Regions from separate parts of the Homo sapiens genome. Here region 1 is linked to region 2. A link is a contact called in ENCODE Hi-C or POLR2A ChIA-PET data. All regions are on one chromosome and are shown on one strand. Each heading gives the region's core, a stretch centred on a gene start or an enhancer-like site at or near the end of the contact. The rest is flanking DNA. Distances are from core to core; before and after follow the strand shown. Region 1 holds the start of PPM1J-DT (PPM1J divergent transcript). Region 2 overlaps LOC124904342 (a long non-coding RNA gene).

Region 1 (5,886 bases), core at 603-3,102, 190 kb before region 2:
AAGGGAGGGCTGGCAAGGTGTAAGGAGTACTGTTTGGGTGGCCAGCCCTACCACTTCACAGAAAGGCCAGCAGGAGCTTCTGGCCAACCGCTATGTCCCCTGCCTGCCTCACTTCCCCCATCCCTGGCAAAAAAAAAAGAAAAAAGAAAAAGGCATTCCTAGTGGTGCTTCTGGGGGAGGGGCTAGTTGGTAGCAGAAGTTTTACTTCCCTGCTAGCTAGACCCTACATCCCACCCTCAACCACTATCAACTCTCCCAGTGCCTTGTCCCCAGCACCTCATCCTCATGGGCACACCCACCCTTATCCTAAAACCATCCAGCGAAAGTTTCTGCTGCCTTAACAATGAGGAAGCTCTCCAGCCCAGATCGGGAAAGAGGAACTGAAATAGAGTAGAAGTGAAAGCCCACCTGGACTGGGCAGGAGCCACATACCCATAAACTCCTCCCACACAGGAGGCTAAGGGAGGTGGTGGTGGGTCCATGGGCCACCAGCCACCTTCCTCAGCGAACTGAGCGCCCCCATCTCCCTCGGTGCTCTGCGTTCCCGGCAGATGCATTTAAAATACACACAGCCCGGGGGCCAGCCGGCCGCTCCGGGCAGGGGGTCCGCTTCTTTGCCAGGCCAGCACGAGTTGGCAGGCTGAAGGGCATCTAAATGGGACCCTCCTCTACCCCGGGCGTCCCCCTCCCCGCTCCTGGGGAAGCTGGCGGCCTCCTGGTGTCGCGGGCTATTTCTGGGTGTGGAGGGGGAGGGGAACTACGGTAAGAGGGACAGGGAACTGGGGCGCTGGAGCCGGGAAGCGGGTGAGCGAGTCTTCCCAACCGCTATGTCCCCTATTAAAAAGAACCCCGCTCCTTCGTGAAACCCCTTTTCCCTTAGCCTTTAAGCTGCCGGGCCGCGACGGGGAACTGGCCAACTCATCCTTCGCCGGGCTCTCCGCCCTCCGGGCTCTGGGGCAGAACAGGGTCCTGAGGCGGCGTGGGCGAGGGCAGTCAATGAGCGGGAAGGACGTGAAGAAGGTGACACAGGCTGCCCCCCACTGGAAAATGGGTTGGGAGGGGGTGCGGCCCGAAGACCAGAGGATAGCAAAGGTCCACGGAAAAGGGAGCTCCTGGCCCGGACGCGGCGTGGGGAACGCGTCCTAGCGCCGGGGATGCGGAGCTGGGGAGAGGGGTGGGAGCCCCATCCTGGTTTGGGTGCCCCAGGGGGCGCTCACTCGGCGTAGCCTGTGCTCCAGGGCAGGCGGCGGCCCGTGTCCGGGGGGCTTTGCACAGCCCGGCCCGCGTGGTCATCGGCGCGTCGCAGCCCCCCGGGGCTCAGCTGCAGAAAGGTCGGTCTGGAGAAGCTCGCTCGAGCCTCAACAGCCTTCGCGGGCGTCGCGCTCCCGCTCCCAGCCTTCGCGGGAGGGCTCCTGGGCGCTTCTGGAGCGGCGGCGGGCGGCGCCGAGGCGGCGTTGGGCAGGTCCGGGGATTTGGGGCGCGGAGGCGGAGCGCCCCCGGAGCTCACCAGGTGCGCCACGGCCGAGCGCACCCGGTTTAGCATGCTGCCTCCCTGCCCCGCCCTCGGCCGCGGCCCCGCCCCCGCCCAGGCCCCGCCCCCATGGCTCCGCGTGGGCGGTGCTCGCGCCAGCCGGCCCTTCCCTGCTACTGGCTCCCGGCCAGCTGGGCGGGTCCCGGGCGAAACTTGCCCTTGCTCTGGGCCACCCCAGGAACCGGCCCACGGGTCCCCGGCCTCTGCCCCGCCCCATTCCGGCTTGGCCCCGCCTCCGTTTCTTAGGGGTAGGTTCTGTTGCTGTGGGAAGGGGGCGGAGAGAAGGAAACCTTATTTCAGCCGTGCGCTAGATTAGACACAGCTAGAATGTCTCCATTGTGACGGGGGCTGAGGGACAAGGGGGTGCGGTCTCCTCGCTCTCGGTTCGGTGTGGCCAGCCAGCCCAGAGAGCCATGGAGCTAATGACCTCAGAGCAAAACAGGCGCTTGGGAGCCGCTGGGTATGAGGCGCCAGGTGTGACACCACCTCTGGATGGGGCTGCTGGAGCGAGAGCGGGCAAGCTGGTACCGGGTGGGGTTGCGGGATTAATGACGCAGGCTGCAGCCGACCACCCCGGAATCAGGAGCCGGGGTAGATTCCTGGGCTCCTGATGCGCTGTTCCCCGTGAAGACCACCTCTAGATCTGGGAGAGCGGTTGCTACTCCCACCCTCCTTTCTCTCTCAGAACCCAGGTCTTTCCCACAATGCAGACCTTCCCTGACCACAGCAGGACAAGCTATTAATAGGATAATAACAACATAACAAATACTATTTATTGAAGAAGTACTGCATACTAGACCCTTTACAAAGCACGTTCCATACAGTATTAGGTTATTTATACTGCACACCAATCCTTCAAGATGGTTTTTTTTCTGTCAGTTTCACGGATGAGGCAGGACGGGACGCTTCCTGTCATTTTACCGTGACTTGCCCCAGGAGGTCACACGGTCAAGTGAAAGATTCACACCTATGTCGGCCTCCTGACATTCAAACCTGCTCTGTCTTAAGAACCAAGCTTACTTCTCCGGATCAGGGAGGAAGGGCTAGAAAGGAGATCAATGGCAGAGAGAGGAGTGGGGGTTCCTCCCCTCCCATCCTTCTCTTAGGGCCAGGGCTGAGAGCAGTCCGGGAATGCTGAGCAAGTTCTGTGTCTACCGCCAGGGGGAGACAGAGGCCAGGCTAAGCCCTTGCCTAAGAAGAGTAAAAGCACACTCACTGGAAGACCAGGACAGAGCCCAATGCCTGGTTGGCTGCCCGTTCTTCCTAACTTCTCCCCTCTGGGAGAGGGTGGTACTGACCTGATGCCACAAGAGCTCTGTCTCTAAACCTCCTATCAGAAAGTTGATCGCTAGGTATCCACAGACACCACCCATCCACACATCTCAAATGGGGACAACGCCGTTGTGGCCCTCAAGCAAGTTGGAAGTAGCCATCAGGGACTACGGCACCCAGTTCACGGCTGGAACTTTTCTGGGCTCTGTCGGCCAGGTGCTTCCTGACCACATACCACTTTGTTCCCCAGGCTAAACTGTGTCCCCAGAAGGGATGACTTTCTTGGCAGCTTCCAAATAAAGATCCCACAGTGGTCCTTCAGGTTGGTAGACTTACTATGCCTGCTTTGTTACACCTGAGCTTTAGGCAGAGAGAGACAGAGGAAAAGAAGTCACAGGAGAGAAAAAAAACAGACCCCAAGGCAAATAGAGCAGCAAAAGAAGACGGGGACAAAGAACAGGCTGCTTCTATAGGTTTTCCCCTGCTATTTGAGAAAAACTGGAACCAACTCTCAGATAAATAACAGCAGCAGCAAGCCAGCAACTGAAGAAACAAATATAACTCCTGGTTGTTTTTATTATTCAGTGTTTCTGGGACAGTTTACTTACCACTTCTTCGTGTCACCCAGCTCCCTATTCCCTGCCCTTTCTAGCACCCACCATGGTGTGGCTGCAAGCTGTCCGCAAAGCTAAGCCAAGAGACCCCCCCAGCCCCAGCACCAGATGATCAGCAGGGAGAATAACAGCTCCCTGGGGCTCCAGAACAGCCCCCAGCCATGGCCTAATCCTAAGGCTCCTCCTCCCTGAACCTCTCACCTCCTATTCCTGGCACCATTATGCCTCCTCCATCCTCAGACTGCCCCAGAACCTGGTGAGGTCATCACCTCTACTCATCCCTGAGGCAGCGGAAAGTGAGAGAGAAAAGGGGATGGGGTATGAAGAAGCAGACTTGTGGGATGTTTTTCTCTGTGAAGAGTGAGACTCTGCTTAGTGGCTGGCCCTGCTGGGGGAGTGTGAAGCTTGAACCAAGGAGGGGGACTGGACAGCCTCAAGACAGGCCCCTTTATCTCAGGCCACAGTGGTGGCTCAGGGCCCAGAACTGGTCATCTTCTGCCTTGTCTCTCCCCTTCACATCACCCTAAACCCAAAGGCCTCTTAAACTAAGAGGAAAGTCCCTTCAAATTCACAGAACACCACTTCCTCTCATTTGTCTAATACATTCGCATCCAAAACAGATCTCTGTAAAGAATTATTCAGTTGCAATTAATTACATTACAATTTTTCTGATAAAGAAACTGGGTCTCAGGCCAGGAGTGGTGGCTCACACCTGTAATCCCAGCACTTTGAGAGGCCATGGTGGATGGATCAGTTGAGTCCAGGAGTTCAAGACCAGCCTGGGCAACATAGCAAAACCCTGTCTCTACAAAAAATACAGAAAATTAACCCTGGCTTGGTAGTGCACTACAGACTACCCCTATAGTCCCAGCTACTCAGGTGGCTGACATGGGAGGATCATTTGATCCCAGGAGGTGGAGATTACAATGAACCAAGATCTGGGTGACAGAGTGATGAGATCCTGTCCCCAAAAAATAAATAAATAAAAAAGAAAAGAAAAAGAATGAAAGAAAGAGAAGGAAGGAAGGAAGAAAGAAAGAGAAACAAGAAACTAGGTCTCAGAATTTGGTTCCCATGTTGGTATTCACACTTAACATCCATAGGGACCATTCATAGCCTACTACTGTCCTCCTGCCTAATGCCCACACCCTCATACTTCCTCTAGCCCTCCCAGCCCCTGAGAGCACCACTCCTGGGAGAGGAAGAGATATTTACTATTCCCTCCTAAATATCATTCTAGAAGAGTGCTGCTGAACAGAACTTTGTGCACTGACGGGAATGTTCTACATCTGCTCTGTCCAATACAGCAGTCCCTATCTTCGTGTGGCTATTGAGCATTTGAAATATGGTGCCTACTAATGAGGAACTGAATTTTAAGTTTTATTTAATTAATTTAGATTTAAATTTAAATATCAACATGCCACTAGTGGCTACCGTATTGGACAATGCAGTTCTGCAATCTTCAAAGCTCAAAAACCCTGAGGGTCTAGTCAATCACTCCTCACTCCCAGCTCCTTTCCCCCCAGCACCTCCACCTCCCCTGAGCCAGGGCACTGGGGGCCACAAGACCTTCAGGGTTTTGAGGGACCTCCTCTGAGTTGCCACCACGGAGGTGTCCATCCTCACTGAACCTGCGGGTGCCGGATGTCCTCTCTCCCTTCCTCTTGCCCTCGGCCGCCAGGGGCCGCTGCGTCTCGGCTGTGCCCATCCGTTCAGCCGAGCGCCTGGCACTGTCCCGAAGGAGGCGGCGGCGCCCACGCGGGGCTGGAGGAGCGGGGGTAGCCCGGGGCGAGGCGGCGGTTGCGGCGGCGGCTGCGCGCTCCCCGGCCTGCCGGCAGGAACCTTGGAAAAAACCCGGCTGAGTTCTGCAGAGCTGGCGGGGCCGGGCCCAGAGCTCCCCTGTGCCCAGAGCCCGGCCCGCCCTGCGGATGATGCCAACCTGACCAGAACCCCGCTGTCCCGGGGGCGCAGCAACTTGGTGAAGGGGACAGGGCTCCGGACTAGACAGCACCCAAGCTGGCCGCTCCCTCCCAAAGTCTGTCTTTCGGAGTGCTGGTCCCTGGCTCAGTGGCAAGGAAGACTTCAGGCCAGCAGATCGAACCAGTGGGCATCACCGTGGACCAGGTAGGTCCCAGGTGTGGGGGCTCAGAATGTGGAGGAATGAGTAGGCGTTAGGGGGGTTTGTGGGGAGAGAAGGTGAAGAAAGGTTGAAGATTCTTGTGGTTCACATCCTCAAACCCTTGTAATGCAGGCTGCTAACTCAGCCTCACTAAACCCCTGGATTGGGATTTAGGAAAAATAGGCTAGGAAATTGAGGCAGGAGCATGGAAGTCGAAAAACACATCCCAGAAGCTTCTATGTCCAGCTGTTTCAGGGAGGGAGGGAATAGAATGCCAGGGATGAGAGCCCAAATGAACACCCCCACCCCTCTGCTCCCCACCCCACCAAGGTCTTTTGGGCCTTGGGGTT
Region 2 (6,623 bases), core at 3,311-5,810:
GGGAGGCTGAGGCAGGAGAATCGCTTGAACCCAGGAGGCGGAGGTTGCCGTGAGCTGAGATTGTGCCATTACACTCCAGCCTGAGTGACAGAGCAAGACTCCTCTCAAAAAAATAAATAAATAAAAATAAAAAGTAAAACGCAGGCATACTGGAAGGTGGAGTCCTAAGTTGTTTAGCATATTGGGTTTCTCAGATGAGATGCCTATTTTCTCAATATGAGAGCTGAGATAAAAGCCTAAGAGGGAAATGTCAAGAGGTTGGGTCGTGTGATGTTTTCAGTGTTTCTTTTTGCAAGGAAATTTTCTTAAGGCTCATGGGTAACCTAGCGTCAAACTAAACCTTATCCTTTCTTTTTCTTTCTTTCTTTCTTTCTTTCTTTTTTTTTTTTTGAGACTGAGTTTTGCTCTTGTTGCCCAGGACGGAGTGCAATGGCGCGATCTCGGCTCACCACAACGTCTGCCTCCTGGGTTCAAGGGATTCTCCTGCCTCAGCCTCCCAAGTAGCTGGGATTACAGGCATGCGCCACCACACCCAGCTAATTTTGTATTTTTAGTAGGGACGGGGTTTCTCCATGTTGGTCAGGCTGGTCCCCAACTCCTGACCTCAGGTGATTCACCCACATCACCCTCCCGAAGTGCTGGGATTACAGATGTGAGCCACAATGCCTGGCCAGCTTATCCTTTCAGTAGTTACATATTTAGGTGATAGGTGATCTAACAGCTTTTGGGTGCCCTTCCCATACCTGTCAATTAAGTTGTGGTTTGGCACCAAGATTCCTTAGCCAACATAGCCAATGATCTTTCCCTACCTTAGTGTGCAAGAAAAAGAAACAAAGAGGAGATAACCCAAATCCCTGTGAATTTCTGAAAAATAGTGTCTAACACCCCCTGCAGTAACTGCCATTTGCTGCAATCACTGTCAGTTATCTTTAAAAGTGTGATTCTTTGGTAGCGATGCAACAATCACCAAAAGTCCCAAAGATCATTTACTCTGCTACAACACAACCTTTGGCACCCAAAAGCCAAAATAATCAGGAGCTCAAATACAAAGAGTTGGCCCTGGTAGGAACTTACTCATGACATTGGGAGCACTGTGAGGAAGTCAGGGGACTCTAAAGGAGTAAGGAGCACCTTATCTGCATCCTTCAGTGGCCTCAGGGTCATCAGCCTTCTTCAAGTCCTTTCATGTTCACCAGAACTGTTAGAAAATTTCAATAAATTTAGTCTAAAGATCGAGTTGGTTTTTATTAGCAATTCATAAATCAAACAGCATCTCATCTAAAAATAGGTAAGTGCTCTGCTAGGATGGCAAACCAGTTTTTGTTTTTGTTTTTTTTTTTTTTTTTTTTGAGATGGAGTCTTGCTCTGTCACCAGGCTGGAGTGTTAGTGGTATGATCTTGGCTCACTGCAACCTCCACCTCCCGGGTTCAAGTGATTCTCCTGCCTCAGCCTCCTGAGTAGCTGGGACTACAGGCACGTGCCACCATGCCCAGCTAATTTTTGTATTTTTAGTAGAGATGGGGTTTCACCATGTTGGCCAGGATGGTCTCTCAATCTCTTGACCTCATGATCTGCCCGCCTCGGCTTCCTAAAATGCTGGGATTACAGGTGTGAGCCACCATGCCCAGCCTAACAGTTGGTTTTTATAAGATAGCTAGAGCAGGAGTGAGGAAACAATAATACCAAAAGCAGATTGTTAACATCAGGTTACTTCAGGTTACTTTCCTTGTAAGGGTTAAAGGAGGAGACTTCCTTAACATGCTGGTTCAGGTTGACTGGGCCTCTTCAGACTGGTTGCTATGAATCTTCTGTTTTTAGGAAAAATTGGTCTAATGGGGAATTTTCTTGCTTCCTTAAAGTTTCAACTTGATTGCATGACACTTAGCATAAGTGACTCCATTTTAATTTGTTTTGTTGGGGCCTAGTGCAGGAGCTCAGTCCAAAACAATGGCTTCCCATACATTTTATTTTACACCTTTACAATAAATGGGTAAATGTAAGTAAAGCATTTCCCTTAATTCTGTGAGCCACTCTAGCAAGTGATTGAACCCAAGAAAGGGTCTAATTTGTAAAACCTCTAATTTGTAGCTAAGTTGGACAGAAGTTGTGAGTAACATGAAGGTCTACTATTTGCAGTTGGAGTGTGAACGTGTGGAACTGAGTCTTTTTTTTTTTTTTTTTGAGACAGGGTCTCACTTTGTCACCTAGGCTTGAGTGGAGTGGCGCAATCTTGGCTCACTGCAACCTCCACCTCCTGGGTTCAAGCAACTCTCCTGCCTCAGCCTCCCAAGTATTTGAGATTACAGGCGTGCGCCACCATGCCCGGCTAATTTTTTGTATTTTTAGTAGAGATGGGGTTTCACCATGTTGCCCAGGCTGGTCTGGAACTCCTGAGCTCAGATGATCCACCCACCTTGGCCTTCCAAAGTGATTGGATTACAGGCGTGAGCCACCACGCCTGGCCTGGAACTGAGTCCTTAATCTGTGTGATCTGACACTATACCTAGGTAGATAGTATCAGAATTGAGTTTAGTTGTAAGACTCTCGGTGTCTGCAGAAAATTGGAGAATTGCTTGATGTGGAGAAAAATCCCTACACATTTGATCACAGGAGTGTTCTATGTTCAGTGTGAGTATAGAGAAAAATAATTTGCTTTTCCTATTCAGTAGCCCACAGGCCCACTGGGATCTCCTCTGTTTTCTGCCCTTCATCAGACTTGGGCTTGGGAAACACTCTGCCTTTGTTCACTTCAGTCTCCGAAATTTGGCCTGTGGACTTTTAGGGTCCTCATCATGCTATGTTGTAAGCACTGATTTCCTTTTCATGCCACCAACAGATTTAAAGCTTCTTAAAAATACAGACCAGGCTTTATTCAGCTTTTTATCTTAACCTAGCCCAGGGCCTGGCACACAGTCTGTGTTTAACAATGCTTGGCTGTCAGTTCTACCATGGTTCCTACATAGCTTTCTCTGGATGCTTTTCTCCAGGAGAAATGCAGCACTATTTTTCTCTACCTGGTTGAAATGCCACTTCCTGCAGAAGCTTCCCCAGGCCCTAAAATCACATGGCATACTTTGTGTGTGGTTCCCTCTCATCTCAAGAAGTTCACAGTTTCGTAGGGATTTAGAAGAGCAAACTAACATGTACAATGCACTGCAGTGCTAGGAAAAATTGTGAAAGACTTTTAAATGGGCAAGTAATGACTGGGTGTCTTTCAATGGAATGATGTGTGTTACAATTCTACCCTACAAAAGTGCTGGACTGTTTTATAACTCTGTAGAAATGAAGGTTAATGGGGAGGCCTGATGATGGTGTAGATGTTTTCTGTCTAGAGCTGGATGCAGGATGCAAACAACTCTGTTCATGGCAATGCAACTAAATACATTTTGTCCAGTACAGAACAAACCGCCCAAGGGGTTCACCTTGCCCTCTGCCTAGACAGAGCATTCATCAAGACAGAGGAATTGCAATAGAGAAAGAGTAATTTACACAGAGCCAGCTGTGTTGGAGACCAGAGTTTTATTATTACTCAAATCAGTCTCCCCAAGTATTCAGGGAGCAGAATTTTTAACGATAACTTGGTGGGTGGGGGAAAGCCAGTGAGCCAGGAGTGCTGATTTGTCAGAGATGAAATCGTAGGGAGTCGGAGCTGTCTTCTTGCACTGAGTCACTTCCTGGGTGGGGGCTACAAGATCAGTTGAGCCAGTTTTTCAATTGGGTGGTGCCAGATGATCCATCAAGTGCCGAGTCTGCAAAATATCTCAAGCACTGATCTTAGGAGCAGTTTAGGAAGGGTCAGAATCTTGTAGCCTCCAGCTGCATGACTCCTAAACCACAATTTCTAATCTTGTGGCTAATGTTAGTCCTACAAAGGCAATCTAGTCCCCAGGCAAAAAGGAGGTCTGCTTTGGGAAAGAGCTGTCTTTGTTTAAACTATAAACTAAGCTTCTCCCAAAGTTAGTTCGGCCTATACCCAGGAATGAACAAGGACAGCTTGGAGGTTAGAAGCAAGATGGAGTCTGTTAAGTTAGATCTCTTTGGCTGTCTCAGTCATAATTTGGCAAAGGCAGTTTTATAAGTAAAATTCCATTTTAAACAGTTATAAAATCCTACTAGTTTCCTCCTTAATTCATGATTTAAATAAATGTATGTTCATTCTCTGTGTGAGTTATGCTTTTATCATTTTGAAAACTATTCTTTAATAGTGGTATCTGTGAAAGAGTAAGCAAAATTAATACACAGTGAGCATTTATTCCATGTCAGGCACTATGCTAAGGGTTTTATAGATTTAATCATCATGGCGACCCTGTAAGTTAAGTTCTATTATTAGTTCCATTTTACAGATCTGGAAACCAAGGCCTAGAGATTAAGTAACTTTCCTAAGGACCCAGAGCTAGTAAGTGGCCTGAGATTTGAGACCTGAGATTTGAAAGACTTGCATTGTAACTGCACTTCAGTCAAGAGGGCAATTGAAATGAAATTGTGGGATCAGGTAAGGCTTCCAAATTTCGGAGGATAAGGTGTTGGTGCAGAGGGAAAAGAAGGGCGGGGCTTTCAGGTACAGGTCAGCCCTAAGAAATGCAGTTGGCCTGGAGAGCAGGGTGTGGGCTGAGGAGTGGTAAGAGATAAGGCTGAAGGAAACTTCAGGAGTTTCCTTCACAGAGGAAGGAAATCACGGAGAGCTCTGTGAGGCCAGAAGCCAAGGAGTTTGGACTTTATCCTCAAACTACAGTATTTTAAGCAGAAAAAAAAGACATGATTAGATTGAGTTGTATTATTTTTATCTTTATTGCTTTTGTTTGTAGTTATAAAAGAGGTATAGGCTTTTTTTAAATTGTTGTTAAAACAAAACAAAACATGGAGAAATTTGGCCCTTCTAGAAAAATTATTTTGGCAGCACTGTTGAGGCTCGATCCGAAGTGGTGAGTGAGAAAAGAGGGAAGCTGTTGGAAACTAAGCCAATAGCAAGAAAAACGAAGAGGAGGGGATGGAAAGGAGAAACAGTAAGCTAGCTGAATCTACAGGATTTGGCAACTGTGGCATGTCGGGGGTAGGAAAGGGTGGGAAGGAGGGGCTAGTGCACAGGGAGAGCCCCATCAAAGTACCTAGCTCAGAAAACCTACTGCAGGCCTGGTTACTCATTCTTAGCATGTAAGAACTGAGATAGTACTTGAAATTTAAAGCGAAAAGCATTGATATCAAGTTTGTACAACACCCATTCTAAAAAGCATATACAAATAGAGCCTGACCAAAGTACCCAGGCCTTTTTTTTTTTTCTTTTTTGGCCTCAAGGTGGTTAGAAGCGGGAGACAAAAAAGGGTGTTGAGAAAGGAAAAGAAAGATAAATCACAAAGACTATAACCATTTAAACCTTCTGTTGACAATTACGCACATACAGATTGTCAGCACACCAGGTGACTTTTAATCCCGGTCCAGTTCCCCTCCTGGCCCTCTTAATGGCTTCTGGCCACTTCCTCTTGGGATCTGGCCAGAGTAAGCTCAGGAAATGCAAAGTTTTAATTCTGGAATCAGTAAAGCATATTAGGAAAGGAAATCCACAAGTGAAAAAAACATCACATTATGCATTTTGAAGCCAAGGGACAGAATCAGATTGTAAATTTGTGGGGACAGGAACCATTTTACACATTTTGGTGCAGAACTCAGGGATTGGTTTAGCCATTATTCCCCCTCAGGTTCACCCAGGATTTGGTCTCTTGCATTCTTGTATGATTCCAAAGCTTCCATCCAGCACAACCTTCAGCTCTAGCAGTTAAGCTGTCTGCAGTCCCGCTTTGTGCTCCCTGACAGCAGGGGAGGATAACCCGCCAAGATGAAGGCCCAGATAAAGAGTCAGTATCTTTAATTATACTCACTTCCCTAGGATTTTGCAGGATCAGATGATAGAATATATTTGAAAGGCCTTTGTAAAATTGGATGAGCTATACAATCACTAGCTGTTCTTTATTCATTGTTGTTCTGGTTGATGACCTAACTGATACTTGCTACACTGCATTGCAGAATGTTCAAGGAGATTCAGATTTTTACAATGACTATGCACTTAATATATTAATGTTACTATGTGCTCAATGGTGTGCTGTGTACTTTCACATGTAATCCTCAAAATAATTTTATCATGTTTATCAAAGATCAGATAGATTAACTTGCTCAAAAACATAATTTTTGATTTTTTATGCTCTCCCAAGATTGGATTAGGTTTTGCCATGTGTTACCACACCACAGAAGTTACTACATATCTTCCCCACTACACTAGAAGCTGTGGGTGCTAGGAACTATATTTTGTTCACTGCATTATGCCCTCTATCCAGCTAATGGAGCCAGGCACAAAACATACATGCTACAAAAAATAGTTAGGGTGAATGAATGAAGGCTGATTTTATATCCATTGCTCTATTCTGAAAACTACTGTTTTCTTAATAACTTACTGTTCATCATCTATTTTTCCCTACTAGAATGTAAGATACTTGTGAAAACATATCATTTGTTTTATTCACTGCTGGATTCTCAAAGTCTGGAACAATGCCTGGGATATACTAAGTGTCCAATAAATATCTGTTGGTGAATGAACAAACGATAGCCACGTGGACAAGCAAATTCCACCTCT

What was found. A loop is a pair of places that touch in the nucleus more often than their neighbours do. ChIA-PET counts read pairs that join two places held with the same protein, here RNA polymerase II (POLR2A). Pooled maps may share reads with other maps.
Region 1: a pooled map shows a loop between it and region 2 (4-fold over the local background). The contact joins the promoter of PPM1J-DT here to the enhancer-like site in region 2. A Hi-C loop is called at or near these places in 7 of 50 pooled maps. POLR2A ChIA-PET finds 5 or more read pairs at or near these places in 2 of 52 experiments (H1 and MCF 10A).

The regions. Positions count from the first base shown.
Region 1 is chr1:112,713,759-112,719,644 of GRCh38, forward strand. It overlaps PPM1J-DT (PPM1J divergent transcript), which reads left to right and starts at 1,853. Exons shown (of 2, transcript XR_947714.4): 1 at 1,853-2,005; 2 at 2,693-4,038. It overlaps PPM1J (protein phosphatase, Mg2+/Mn2+ dependent 1J), which reads right to left and starts at 1,574. Exons shown (of 10, transcript NM_005167.7): 1 at 1,218-1,574. The coding sequence starts at 1,543. It overlaps TAFA3 (TAFA chemokine like family member 3), which reads left to right and starts at 5,147. Exons shown (of 6, transcript NM_182759.3): 1 at 5,147-5,541. RefSeq lists enhancers at 605-664, 1,629-1,923 and silencers at 1,125-1,914, 5,207-5,256.
Region 2 is chr1:112,900,536-112,907,158 of GRCh38, forward strand. The region is part of intron 1 of LOC124904342 (a long non-coding RNA gene); the gene reads left to right. Among named protein-coding and RNA genes, the nearest start is that of MIR11399, 22 kb to the left of the region's middle. RefSeq lists enhancers at 1,760-2,693, 2,694-3,625, 3,532-3,826, 5,629-6,188. Within about 2 kb of position 4,561, at least 10 of the 41 ENCODE cell types and tissues checked have a DNase peak (open chromatin) inside an H3K27ac peak, as active enhancers do.